2 separate regions of the Homo sapiens genome follow, and region 1 is linked to region 2. Evidence: chromatin contacts called from ENCODE Hi-C or POLR2A ChIA-PET data. All regions are on one chromosome and are shown on one strand. The core of a region is the stretch at or near the end of the contact, and the rest is flanking DNA. Distances in the headings are between cores, read along the strand shown.

The links. Hi-C counts contacts between places; a loop is a spot of excess contacts on that map. ChIA-PET counts read pairs that join two places held with the same protein, here RNA polymerase II (POLR2A). Pooled maps may share reads with other maps.
Region 1: a pooled map shows a loop between it and region 2 (3-fold over the local background). The contact joins the promoter of ZNF768 here to the enhancer-like site in region 2. A Hi-C loop is called at or near these places in 1 of 50 pooled maps. POLR2A ChIA-PET finds 5 or more read pairs at or near these places in 3 of 52 experiments (SK-N-SH, WTC11 and activated T-cell).

Annotation. Positions count from the first base shown.
Region 1 is chr16:30,523,896-30,530,549 of GRCh38, reverse strand. ZNF768 (zinc finger protein 768) reads left to right here and starts at 3,984. Exons shown (of 2, transcript NM_024671.4): 1 at 3,984-4,224; 2 at 4,499-6,546. The coding sequence starts at 4,137. The coding sequence ends at 6,033. It overlaps ZNF747 (zinc finger protein 747), which reads left to right. Exons shown (of 3, transcript NM_001305018.2): 3 at 1-183. RefSeq lists enhancers at 2,599-2,898, 4,479-4,538 and silencers at 2,969-3,798, 3,889-4,208, 4,229-4,278.
Region 2 is chr16:29,642,754-29,648,777 of GRCh38, reverse strand. No RefSeq gene overlaps it. Among named protein-coding and RNA genes, the nearest start is that of SPN, 17 kb to the left of the region's middle. RefSeq lists enhancers at 2,736-3,030, 3,928-4,197, 5,154-5,213, 5,334-5,453. Within about 2 kb of position 2,962, at least 5 of the 41 ENCODE cell types and tissues checked have a DNase peak (open chromatin) inside an H3K27ac peak, as active enhancers do.

The sequences.
Region 1 (6,654 bases), core at 2,735-5,234, 880 kb before region 2:
TTGGCAGTAGGAGATACCTTTGTACCAGGTTTTAATTTCCAGTGTACATCTCAGTCCCCTCCCCTAACCCTCAACACAGCCTGGGGAAAGCCCAGCTTGCAACACCAGTTCTCAGCCCAGACTGACAGCCAGATAGATCTTGGCCCTGAGTTTGCCAATTAAAGATGCCGTGATTATTACCTAGAGGTCTCTGAGAGCTTTGAAGTTTGTAAAGTTTACTTATGGCCCAGAAACCAGGCTCCAACTCCTCTGCTTCCTGCCCTCATGACCCAACCTTCCAGCATTTCGTCAATTTTTTTTAGTGTCGTGAAACCCTTAAGCCTTAGCCCCACCCCATTCTCAGCTCCTCAGTTGGTGGCACAGATATTTCCACCTAGAGGTAGGGCCAGGCTAAGTATCTTTTAAAAATGTAGCTATTCTCGGCCGGGCGTGGTGGCTCACACCTGTAATCCCAGCATTTTGGGAGGCTGAGGCGGGCGGATCGCAAGGTCAGGAGACCGAGACCATCCTGGCTAACATGGTGAAACCCCGTCTCTACTAAGGATACATTTTAAAAAAATTAGCCTGACATGGTGGCACGTGCCTATAGTCCCAGCTACTCAGGAGGGTGAGGCAGGAGAATCGCTTGAACTCAGGAGGCAGAGGTTGCACTGAGCAGAGATAGCACCACTGCACTCCAGCCTGGGTGACAGAGCGAGACTCTGTCTCAAAAAAAAAAAAAAAAAAAACTAGCTACTCCCTGGGCCCAGTTCCTCATCTATTGAATCAGAATCTCCAGGGATAGAATTTTATGGCTGTGAAAGTTTGAGAGAACCACGGCTGGGAACAAAACATTATTTTCAAACTGCTCTTAGTTTTGCAAGAGTAGTGGTTGGTCCCAGGGCCTGTCCCCAATGTCAGGCATACACAAAGACCTCCATTTCTTTGTTCTTTCCAAAGGGCCCTGTGCCGTGGCTGCTGTCTTCCTGGGTACTTAGGATCATGTTCAATACACTGGGGCATCTCCTCTAGCATCGGATGGAAGGGCTTTAAGAGGGCTTGTCCTTTGCATGAGGGAAGGGAGCAGTGCATACGGAAGCTCCTCTCACTGAGAACGTCTGTGAAGGCTCTCTGGCCTGCAGTGTTGGCCAGGTTGGCTGACCATAAGCCTTGGCTGCACACTGAATGGCTCTGCCCTAGTGCTGGGCATGCCAGGAGATAATGCTGTGAACAAAGTGACCACCTGACTCAGGACATGCACAGGGCTCATCCTCATGGATGCAGAGGCAGGACAATGCCAGTGGACTCCCCAAGTTTCTCCTGCCTTGGATTAGCTGGTGTTGGGTCAAGATGCAGCCCTTATCAGAGGCTTTCCTGGGCTTGGAGCCTCTCACTGCTGTGGCTGTGTGTCAGGTGGAGGCTGGCTTCCTTGTGAAGTCCCTGTGCATAGATGGCACCCTGGTCCTAGAGGAGGCTGGCTGGAAGTGAGCCACTCTTACTCCAGGTGCCAGTGAGGCTGAATTTGCACTTGGAAATGCGGGTGCCTGGGCAGCATGAAGTCTTGGCCCAGCTTCTGCTACACCTGGGACTTGTGGCTCATGATAAGAGTGCAGGCAGTGTACGGTGTCAGAGCTGTGGCTGGAGGTCTCGCCACCCATTTTTAGGGTGTGGCTGCTCTCCTGTGTGAATTTTGGTGGATCAGCAAGTTGGATGTCAGAGAAAAGTGTCTTGTGAAGGAGACTTGTTTCCTACCTGTGTGAGTGCTTTGGGGATGACCAGAGGGTACCCCATGTCCAGCTCTTCCCAAAACTGGTCCTCTTGTAGGCTGTTTGACTGTGGGCTCTAGTGCTGGACCATGTAAGCCATTCTTAGCAAAGGTTTCAAGACAAACATACATTGGGATGGGAGAGAGCTATGGGGCTGGAAGCTGTTTCTCTGGAGGGCAGAAAGTTTTCCCCGCTTCATTCGTGGCATAAGCTCTTGTGATTTTATTTGTAAGCCTTTATTATTATTATTTGAGACGGAGTCTTGCTCTGTCACCCAGACTAGAGTGCAGTGGCGAGATCTCGGCTTACTGCAACCTCCGCCTCCCGGGTTCAAGTGATTCTCCTGCCTCAGCCTCCCAAGTAGCTGGGATTACAGGTGCCCACCACCGTGCCTGGCTAATTTTTGTATTTTTTTAGTAGAGACGGGGTTTCACCATCTTGGCCAGGCTGGTCTTGAACTCCTGACCTCGTGATCCACCTGCCTTGGCCTCCCAAAAGTGCTGGGATTACAGACATGAGCCAGTGCGCCCCACCTGTAAGCCTTTATTTAGATAGTTTCTCTCCACTTTTTACCACTTGGCATTCTTCAAGTTCTTGTTCTCACCTCTTTTCAGGAAGGAGAGGCCATCCTTCCTCCCAAACATTCTCTTCCCTTCATTTGTCTGGGTAGGCGACAAGAAAACACGATCCATGGCTCCTGCTCACACAGGGGCATCGGGCTCGTTAACTGTCAAGAACGCTGCCAAACTTGTTTCAGCACGAAGCGTAGAAAAAAAAGACAAGAACTGGATGATATTAAGTTGTCTGTCCAGGCTCACTTCCTCAATTCAAAGCTGCGCCCGAGGCAGTGTTTCTCAGGTTCCCTTCCTCTGCAAGACTCCATTCGAGTCAGACAAGACTGGAGAGTTGTTAGATGCCTCGAAGGCCAGATGGTTCTCTCAGTCCAATTCTCCTTTGTATCACCCTCACCTGGAAGGAATCCTGCCTCCCTGTGAGGAAATCTAACAACAGGGACTAAGGCTGCCAGGGATTGAGTTAAACTCAGGCGCTGGGGAAGGTGGAGGGGAGAGGCAAGGGGTGTGAGGCTGACGAGGAGGAAGGGTGTCTGTCCTCAGATCTTCTGGCTTTCATAAAACATAATGGAGGCTAAGTGGGGGCGGGAAAAGTTTTGATGGCACAGGCCGGGCTGGAGGGGAGATGCCTGGCACCTCCCTCCCACTACCTCCTGAAGGCGCTTCTGGCCGACAGGGGAGGCGGACCCGACCACAGCACTCCCGGCCAATCAGGAAGGCGCCTGGCGTTCCCTGGCGACCATTAACGCCCAGCCGTCCGCGGGGTTGGAGGAGGCGGGGCGGCTAGAGCACGAGCCCCATCGGCCAACCGCCGGGCTTCCTGGGGCGGAGAAGCTGTGCCTCTGGGAGCCGGGGCGGGGCTGTCTCCTTGGCAACTATCCTAGCCCTCGAGGAGGGAGGAGGGAGGAGGAGGATCAGGGGAGCCGAGCTGGGTGGGGGCCGGAGGAACGGGAGCGGGCGCGCGCAGGTGCCGGGGAGCGGAGTTCCTGGAGGGGGTCCCAGGCTCAAGGACCTCGGCGAGGCCAAGGGGAGTCCGTCCCGGTTCCCGAGGCGCTGCCGGAGCTGACCCGGAGGCCCGGGAGGGGAGGGAGCGAGACACCGCCCCCGCTGGCGCCGGGAAGCGTCGCTCCTTCTCGCTGACCTTGGTCTCGCTTGTCGCCTCGCCCTTGGCCACACGCACCGACGACGCGGGGCCCGGGAGATGGACAGACGGGCCTCTGGAGGGACGGAGACCTAGAACATAGGCACACACACTGCCCCGGTAGCCCCGCGGGCTCCGGGGCGTCCGGTCCTCACCCACCCCGTGGCCGGGCCCCTCCAGCCCAGGGTTAATGCCAACGAGTTTCCACCTCCAGCGGCTCCTAGAGAGGCCGCGGCGCGAGCCGGCGGGGGGACCTGGCCGCGGACGGACACTTCCTGTGCGGGGGAGGGTGGGGGGGTGCTGGGCGGCCGTTGGACAGTGCAGCCCAGCCCGGGGCCGGGGTCCAGAAGGTGGGGGCTCGGGCGGGAGCGGGGGCCGGGGGCCGCCGGGGTAGTCGCGAAGCCCCTCATCCCCGAGGCCGCGACGCGCGGGGGCCAGTGAGGGCCACGGGGAGGCCGAGACCTTGGGAGGGGGCGGGGCCGCGGGCAGGGGAGGGGCCCGGCGCGCTGGAGAGGCGCGGGGTCAAGACGTCCGGCCTCGGGGGCCCGGGCTGGGCCGCCGAGTCCCCTGGGCGGCGCTGAGCGGGCGGGAGGCGGGGGCCCGCGGCTCGGGGCAACCGAGGCCGGGTCGCGGGATCGGCCGCCATCGCCGCCGCCGCTGCACTGGGAGCCCGCGGGGATGGAGCGGGAGGCGTTGCCGTGGGGCCTCGAGCCCCAGGATGTGCAGAGTTCTGACGAAATGAGGAGCCCCGAAGGGTACCTCAGAGGTGAGGAGGGAGCGCCCGTCCGAGGAGTGGACTTGCGCGCAGGAGAAGGGGCTGTGGCTCCAGGGAGGGAGCGAGGGCCCGGGGCTGGGACACCTGGGACTCGAAGGAGGGGCCGGCGGGGACTGGGGTGTCTTGGGTCAGCTGAGGGGGGCGTGGGAATTTCAGCACTTGTCTAGGGGCCAGCGACCCTGCATGTGAGGTGGGAGGTGTGTGGTTGCTAATGGACCAAATGACCTTCCAGGTCTCACACGATCTGGATTCTCTCATCCTGCAGGCAACATGAGTGAGAATGAGGAAGAGGAAATTTCTCAGCAAGAAGGCAGTGGGGACTATGAAGTCGAAGAGATACCATTTGGGCTTGAACCCCAGAGCCCTGGGTTTGAGCCACAAAGCCCAGAGTTTGAACCCCAAAGCCCCAGATTTGAGCCTGAAAGCCCGGGGTTTGAGTCCCGAAGCCCTGGGCTTGTGCCCCCAAGCCCTGAGTTTGCACCCAGAAGCCCTGAATCAGATTCTCAGAGCCCTGAGTTTGAATCCCAGAGCCCTAGGTATGAACCCCAAAGCCCTGGCTATGAACCTCGGAGCCCCGGGTATGAACCCCGGAGCCCTGGCTATGAATCTGAGAGCTCTAGATATGAATCCCAGAACACTGAGCTCAAAACCCAAAGCCCAGAATTTGAAGCTCAAAGTTCCAAATTCCAGGAAGGTGCGGAGATGCTTCTGAACCCCGAGGAAAAGAGTCCTTTGAATATCTCCGTAGGAGTTCACCCCCTGGACTCCTTCACTCAGGGGTTTGGGGAGCAGCCCACAGGGGACCTGCCCATAGGGCCACCTTTTGAGATGCCCACAGGGGCCCTGCTGTCTACACCGCAGTTTGAGATGCTTCAGAATCCCCTGGGTCTCACAGGAGCCCTTCGAGGTCCAGGTCGGCGGGGTGGCCGGGCCAGGGGTGGGCAGGGCCCTCGGCCTAACATCTGTGGCATCTGCGGGAAGAGCTTCGGGCGGGGCTCCACCCTGATCCAGCACCAGCGCATCCACACCGGTGAGAAGCCCTACAAATGTGAGGTCTGCAGCAAGGCCTTCTCCCAGAGCTCTGACCTCATCAAACACCAGCGCACCCACACTGGCGAGCGGCCCTACAAATGTCCCCGTTGCGGCAAGGCCTTCGCCGACAGCTCTTACCTGCTTCGCCACCAGCGCACTCACTCTGGCCAGAAGCCCTACAAGTGCCCACATTGTGGCAAGGCCTTCGGCGACAGCTCCTACCTCCTGCGACACCAGCGCACCCACAGCCACGAGCGGCCCTACAGCTGCACCGAGTGCGGCAAGTGCTATAGCCAGAACTCGTCCCTGCGCAGCCATCAGAGGGTGCACACCGGTCAGAGGCCCTTCAGCTGTGGCATCTGCGGCAAGAGCTTCTCCCAGCGGTCGGCCCTTATCCCCCATGCCCGCAGCCACGCCCGGGAGAAGCCCTTCAAGTGCCCTGAGTGCGGCAAGCGCTTTGGCCAGAGCTCGGTGCTGGCCATCCACGCCCGCACCCACCTGCCAGGCCGCACCTACAGCTGCCCCGACTGCGGCAAGACCTTCAATCGCTCCTCCACTCTCATCCAGCACCAGCGCTCCCACACGGGCGAGCGGCCCTACAGGTGCGCCGTGTGCGGCAAGGGCTTCTGCCGCTCCTCCACGCTTCTGCAGCATCACCGGGTCCACAGTGGCGAGCGGCCTTACAAGTGCGATGACTGCGGAAAGGCCTTCTCCCAGAGCTCCGACCTCATCCGCCACCAGCGGACCCACGCGGCGGGCCGGCGCTGACCTGGGGCCCCAGCAGGGGTGGGAGGTGTGGGCAGAAGATAAGGGGCCAGGGAGCTAGAGGAACCTTTAGGGAGGATAGTGGAGAAGCCGCAGGAGAATGGAGGAGCTGAGGATGCTGGAAGAAGAGAACCAGGGTGGAGGAAGTGACATGCCCTGGAGACTTGTGGGAAGTGGGTTGGAGGGAGGCCAGGCCGGCAGCGGGAGGCCCTGGGAGAAATGGAGAGAGGTCAGCGGAGGGCTGGCCTCAGCCGCGGCTCCTTGGTGGGTGCCTGGCTTGGCAACTGCTAGAGCAGGGAGGGGGGAGGGCAGGGGATTACCTAATTAGAGTGGGTTAGCTTAGATTGGTAGCTGCTGAAACTCTCGTTGAGTCAGGAGCGGGTAAAAGGTAGGTGGGGTGGGGAGTGGGGCCCCGGGGTGGGGCCTGGGCCTCTGCGTGCAAACCCCAGCCTCCCTCTTCTTCCTCAGGCTTTGGAGCCCCTGAGTTTGAGTTCAATAAAAACTTTATGTGGTAAACGAGACTTGTCCTTAAAATGTGTGCGTGCACAGCGCCCTGGGAAGTGGGAGACACCAGTAGTAGCCTAGGGCCTTATCCGGGAAGTGCTTTGCTGTTGCTGCTGTTAG
Region 2 (6,024 bases), core at 1,713-4,212:
TCCAGGTGTGGTGGCGGGTGCCTGTAATCCCAGCTACTCGAGGCTGAGGCAGGAGAATCGCTTAAACCCGGGAGGCAGAGGTTGCAGTGAGCCAAGATTGCGCCACTGCACTCCAGTCTGGGCGACAGAGTGAGACTCCATCTCAAAAAAAAAAAAAAAAAAAAAAAAAAAGAGCTGGGCGGGAGCCAGCTGGGCCCCAGCGAGTGCACGTTAGACCACGGCTCCAAGCTCTTCTTCCGGCGCCTCTGACCCGGGGGCCGCCTTTCCCCATCCCCACCGAAGTCCCTAATAAATGAAGGTGCTGCTTCCAAAAAAAAATTAGCTGGGCAGGGCGTGGTAGCACGTGCCTGTAATTTCAGCTGCTCTGGAGGCTGAGGTGGGAGGATCACTTGAGCCTGGGTATTTGAGGCTGCAGTGAGCTGTGCTCATGCCACTGCACTCTGGCCTGGGTGACAGAGCAAGACCCCATATTAAAAAAAAAAAAAAAGATGGGCCAGGCACGGTGGCTCACGCCTGTAATCCCAGCACTTTGGGAGGCAGAGGCAGGTGGATCATGAGATCAGAAGATCGAGTCCATTCTGGCTAACATGGTGAAACCCCGTCTCTACTAAAAATACAAAAAAATTAGCCAGGCGTGATGGCGGGCGCCTGTAGTCCCAGCTACTCGGGAGGCTGAGGCAGGAGAATGGCATGAACCCAGGAGGCGGAGCTTGCAGTGAGCCGAGATCGCGCCACTGCACTCCAGCCTGGGCGACAGAGCAAGACTCTTTCCCCAAAAAAAAAAAAAAAAAAAAAAAAAAGATATTGCTGGCCAGGTGCAGTGGCTCACACCTGTAATCCCAGCATTTTGGAGGCCGAGGTGGGCTGATCACCTGGGGTCAGGGGTTCGAACCAGCCTGGCCAACATGGTGAATCGCTGTCTCTACTAAAAATACAAAAATTAGCTGGGCACAGTGGCAGGTGCCTATAATCCCAGCTACTCGGGAGGCTGAGGCAGGAGAATCATTTGAGCCCGGGAGGCGGACGTTGCAGTTAAACCGAGATCCACTACTGCACTCCAGCTGGGCGACAGAGCAAGGCTCCATCTCAAAGAAAAAAAAAATTGCTACACTATGTTACAATAAAAACAGGGTGTTATAAAAAAGAAAGAGGCCAGGCACAGTGGCTCACGCCTGTAATCCCAGCACTTTGGGAGGCTGAGGCAGGTGGATCACCTAAGGACAGGAGTTCGAGACCAGCCTGACCAACAAGGTGAAACCCTGTCTCTACTAAAAATACAAAAAAAAATTTAGCCGGGTGTGGTGGCAGGCACCTGTAGTCCCAGCTATTCTGGGAGCTGAGGCAGGAGGATCGCTTGAACCCAGGAGGAGGAGGTTGCAGTGAGCCAAGATCACACCACTGCACTCCAGCCTGGGCGACAGAGTGAGACTCCATCTCAAATAAATAAATAAATAGAGCAAAGACTGAATTCTTAGAAATTAAAGCTATGATACTGAATTACTAAAAGCATTAGAATAAAGAAGCTGGGCACAGTAGCTCACTCCTGTAATTCCTGCAGTTTGGGAGGCCAAGGAGAATGGCTTGAGGCCAGAAGTTCAAGACCAGCCTGGGTAATATAGCAAGGCCTCATCTGTACAAACACAAACAGGAAGTGTTGTAATAAAAAGTTAATAAATTATCCCAGAAAACTGCCAGGTGTGGTGGATCATGCCTGTAATCCCAGCACTTTGGGAGACCAAGGCAGGCGGATCACCTGAGGTCAGGAGTTCGAGATCAGCCTGGCCAACGTAGCAAAACCCCATCTACTAAAAATACAAAAATTAGCCAGGTGTGGTGGCAGGCGTCTGTAATCCCAGCTACTTGGGAGGCTGAGGCAGGAAAATCGCTTGAACCCGGGAGGCGGAGGTTGCCATGAGCCAAGATTATGCCACTGCACTCCACCCTGGGTGACAGAGTGAGACTCTGTCTCAAGAATAAAAAATTTAAAAAATAAATAAAGCTGGGCGCGGTGGCTCACGCCTGTAATCCCAGCACTTTGGGAGGCCAAGGCAGGTGGATCACGAGGTCAGGAGTTTGAGACAGGAAGCTGAGGCAGGAGAATAGCTTGAACCCAGGAGGCAGAGGTTGCAGTGAGCCAAGATCGCTCCACTGCACTCCAGCCTGGGACAGAGTGAGACCCCATCTCAAAAATTGATTAATTAATTAATTATCCCAGAAAATAGAACTCCCAGAAGGTGTAGGGGTGGAGAAGAAAATATGAGAGAAAATATATGAGACTGCCGCTCTAACATAGAGATCCAATAAGTGGCGGCTTAAAGAAGAGACGTGTCGGCCGGGCGCAGTTGCTCACACCTGTAATCCCAGCACTTTGGGAGGCCAAGGTGGGTGGATCATGAGGTCAGTAGTGTGAGACCATCCTGGCCAACCCCGTCTCTACTAAAAATACAAAAATTAGCCAGGCATGGTGGCGCATGCCTGTAATCCCAGCTACTTGGGAGGCTGAAGCAGGAGAATCACTTGAACCCAGAAGGCAGAGGTTGCAGTGAGCCGAGATTGTGCCACAGCACTCCAGCCTGGGACAGAGTGAGACTCTATCTCAAAAAAAAAAAAGAAGAGACGTGTCTGCAAAAAACAAATAAATAAATAAACAAAAGAAGAGACATGTTCAAGTGAAATGGTGGTAGTTAGGGAGGCAGCTCTGCTTCTCTCATTGCTCAGGGACCAAGGGCCCTTCCTCATCACTTTTCTGCCATCGGTAGGGCACCGTTTGTCACCTGCACGTTTGAATCTGTTGTGGGGATCTCCAGCCAGCAGGAATGGAGAGTATGAAGCTGGCCTACTTCCTAAGGCCAAAGACCAGAAGTCACATACATCACCTCCTCACATTCTATTGGTGGAAACTTAGTCACATGACCATGCCTACTGCAAGGGAGGCTGGGACATGCAGTTCCACCATGTTCTTGGGGAAGAAGGGCTCATTGGATTTTGGATAATGAGTAGTCTTTGCCACAGAGACACAGCCAGGCAATCCAAGAGGCCCAAAAGCTAACCAATAGGAGTGCCAGGAAGAGAGAACCCAAGAAATGGAAGAAGGAGAATGATCAGAGATCATTCTCACTCTGATGAGAAACATGCGTCTTCAGGCTGAAAAGCCCACCTAGTGCCTGCCCAATGAAAGAAAACCCATGCCGGGCACACTGGAACCCCAAAAGTGTCATGTACGACTTAGCTATTTCCTAAGGAACAGGAAGCAGCTGGTGATTAGGTTAACATAAATGAAAGAAAGAAAAAAGTCCCAGGGTAAGAAAAAATTAATAGAATGAACACCACATTAGGCTCTGAACTTCCTGGGGCTGGCCCTGAAAGGGAAAATTTACATAAGTTCCTCCTTTTTGACTATAAGAACTAGTTCCTTAGAGAAGGTCAATATTTCGTGACACTCACTTCTAAAATTAATTTTCATATAAGAACATATCTTATGCCAGTTGATGTCATGGATATAATGGCTGATGGGCAACACACCACTCCTGAGAAAGGCTTGGGCACTGGAGTCAGACCAACCTGAAGGCAGCCACCACTCACTGTGTGCCCTTGGGAACATTTCTGAGTCTCAGTTTTCCTCACCTTTAAAATGGGCATAGTAAAAGGAAAAGAAGAGCCAGGCATGGTGGCACAGTAGTAGTCCAGTAATCCCAGCCAAGGAGGCCAAGGCAGGAGGAGTTTTGAGGCCATCCTGGGGACCATAGGGAGACCCTGTCTCTCTAGATTTAAAAAATATATTAAAAAGTAAAGAAAAATGGGCACAGAGTATTTATCTCACAACATTATTAATTTGTTCTTTAATTCCGCAAATATTTGTTGAACACCAACCATGTGTCCGGCATAGGATTGTGACAATTAATGAAATCAAGGGCCAGTCACCTGTCCTCTTGGAGGTAGCCTTCTCCGGAGTGAGACAGACTCTACATATGTAGGAAGCAGGCATCATGGAGAAACATCACGCAGGAAAGTGGGGGAAGGAAGTGCTCCTTTCTACAGGCTGATGTCTCTGAGAAGGGGACATCTGAGGGGAGACTTGAGGGAAGAGAGGGAGCAGCCATGAGATGTTCATGGGGAATCCCACGGACAAACAAAGCCAGTTCAAAGGCCCTAACCTGGGTCCTGCTTCGCGTGTTCTGGGAAGCCCAAGGAGGCCAGTATGGCTGGAGCAGAGTGCATGAAAAGCGAAGTCAAGAGGAAAGGGGGCCATAGGGCACGGCTTTAGGTCATTATTAGCACTTTCACTCTGAGTCAGTGTGGAGAGTTTAGAGAGCTTCAACTTTGTTTTGTTCTGTTTTCTAGAGACAGAGTTTTATTCTGTGGCCCAGACTGGAGTACACTGGTGCAATTATGGCTCACTGCGGCCTCCAACTTCTGGGCTGAAGCGACCCTCCCACCTTAGCCTCCTGAGTGGCTGGGACCACAGGTGTGTGCCATCATGCCCAGCTTTTTTTTTTTTTTTTTTTTTTTTTTTTGATACAGAGTCTTGCTCTGTCACCAGGCTGGAGGGTAGTGGCACGATCTTGGCTCACTGCAACCTCTGCCTCCCTGGTTCAAGCAATTCTCCTGCTTCAGCCTCCCAAGTAGCTGAGACTACAGGCACGTGCCACCATGCCCAGCTAATTTTTGTATTTTTAGTAGAGACGGGGTTTCACCATGTTGGCCAGGATTGTCTTGATCTCTTGACCTTGTGATCTGCCTGCCTCAGCCTCCCAAAGTGCTGGGATTACAGGCGTAAGCCACTGCGCCCTGCCGCTGATTTTTGTATTTTTTGTAGAGACAGGGTCTTGCTATGCTGCCCAGGTTGGTCTCAAACTCCTGGGCTCAAGTGATCACCAGGGTTTCTTGACAGATTGGATTTGGGGATGTGTGAGAGAGGATTGAGGACAACACCAAGGTTTTCGGCCACACCAACTGTAAGAATAGAATTGTTGTATTCTGATATGGGAAGGCTGCAGGAGGAGCAGGTATGGGGGAGAAGATAAAGAGTTCATTTTGGGCCCGGGCACGGTGGCTCACACTTGTAATCCTACCACTTTGGGAGGCAGAGGCAGGCAGATCGCTTGAGCTCAGGAGTTTGAAACCAGCTTGGCCAACAGGGTGAAACCCTGTCTGTACTAAAAATACAAAAAATTTGCCGGGTGTGGTGGCACGTGCCTGTAATCTCAGCTACTCGGGAGGCTGAGGCAGGAGAATCACTTGAACCTGGGAGGCGGAGTTTGCAGTGAGCCAAGATCAGGCCACTGCACTCCAGCCTGGGCAACAGAGCAAGATTCTGTCTCAAAAAAAAAAAGTTCATGTTGGGACATGTTAAGTTTGTGTTGCCTGTCAGACACCCAAGGGGAAGTTTCAAGTGAGCAGTTCTGAAGCTCACAGAAGAGGTCTGCAGTGAAGATGAAAACTTGGGGGACATCAACATTTGGATGATATTTAAAGCCAGGGGTCTGTGTGAGCTCAACTCAAGAGTGAGTGTCACCAGGCACCATGGCTCATGCCTGTAACCCTAACACTTTTGGAGGCCAAGGTGGGAGGATCACTTGAGCCCAGGAGTTTGAGACCAGCCTAGGCAACACGGTGAGACCCTATCTCTACTTAAAATTTTAAAAATTAGCCAGGCAGGGGGGCATGTGCCTGTGGTCCCAGCTACTTGGGAGGCTGAAGTGGGAGGATTGCTGTAACCCAGGAGTTTGAGTTTGGAGTGAGATAGGATTATGCCACTGCACTTCAACCTGGGTGACAGAACAAGATTCTATCTCAAAGTTAAAAAAAAAAAAAAAAAAAAGAGTGGCCAGGCGCCATGGCTCACGCCTGTAATCCCAGCACTTTGGGAGGCTGAGGCGGGCAGATCACGAGGTCGGGAGATCGAGACCATCCTGGCTAACACGGTGAAACCCCGTCTCTACTAAAAATACGAAAAATTAGCCAGGCGTGGTGGCGAGCGCCTGTAGTCCCAGCTACTCAGGAGGCTGAGGCAGGAGAATTGCA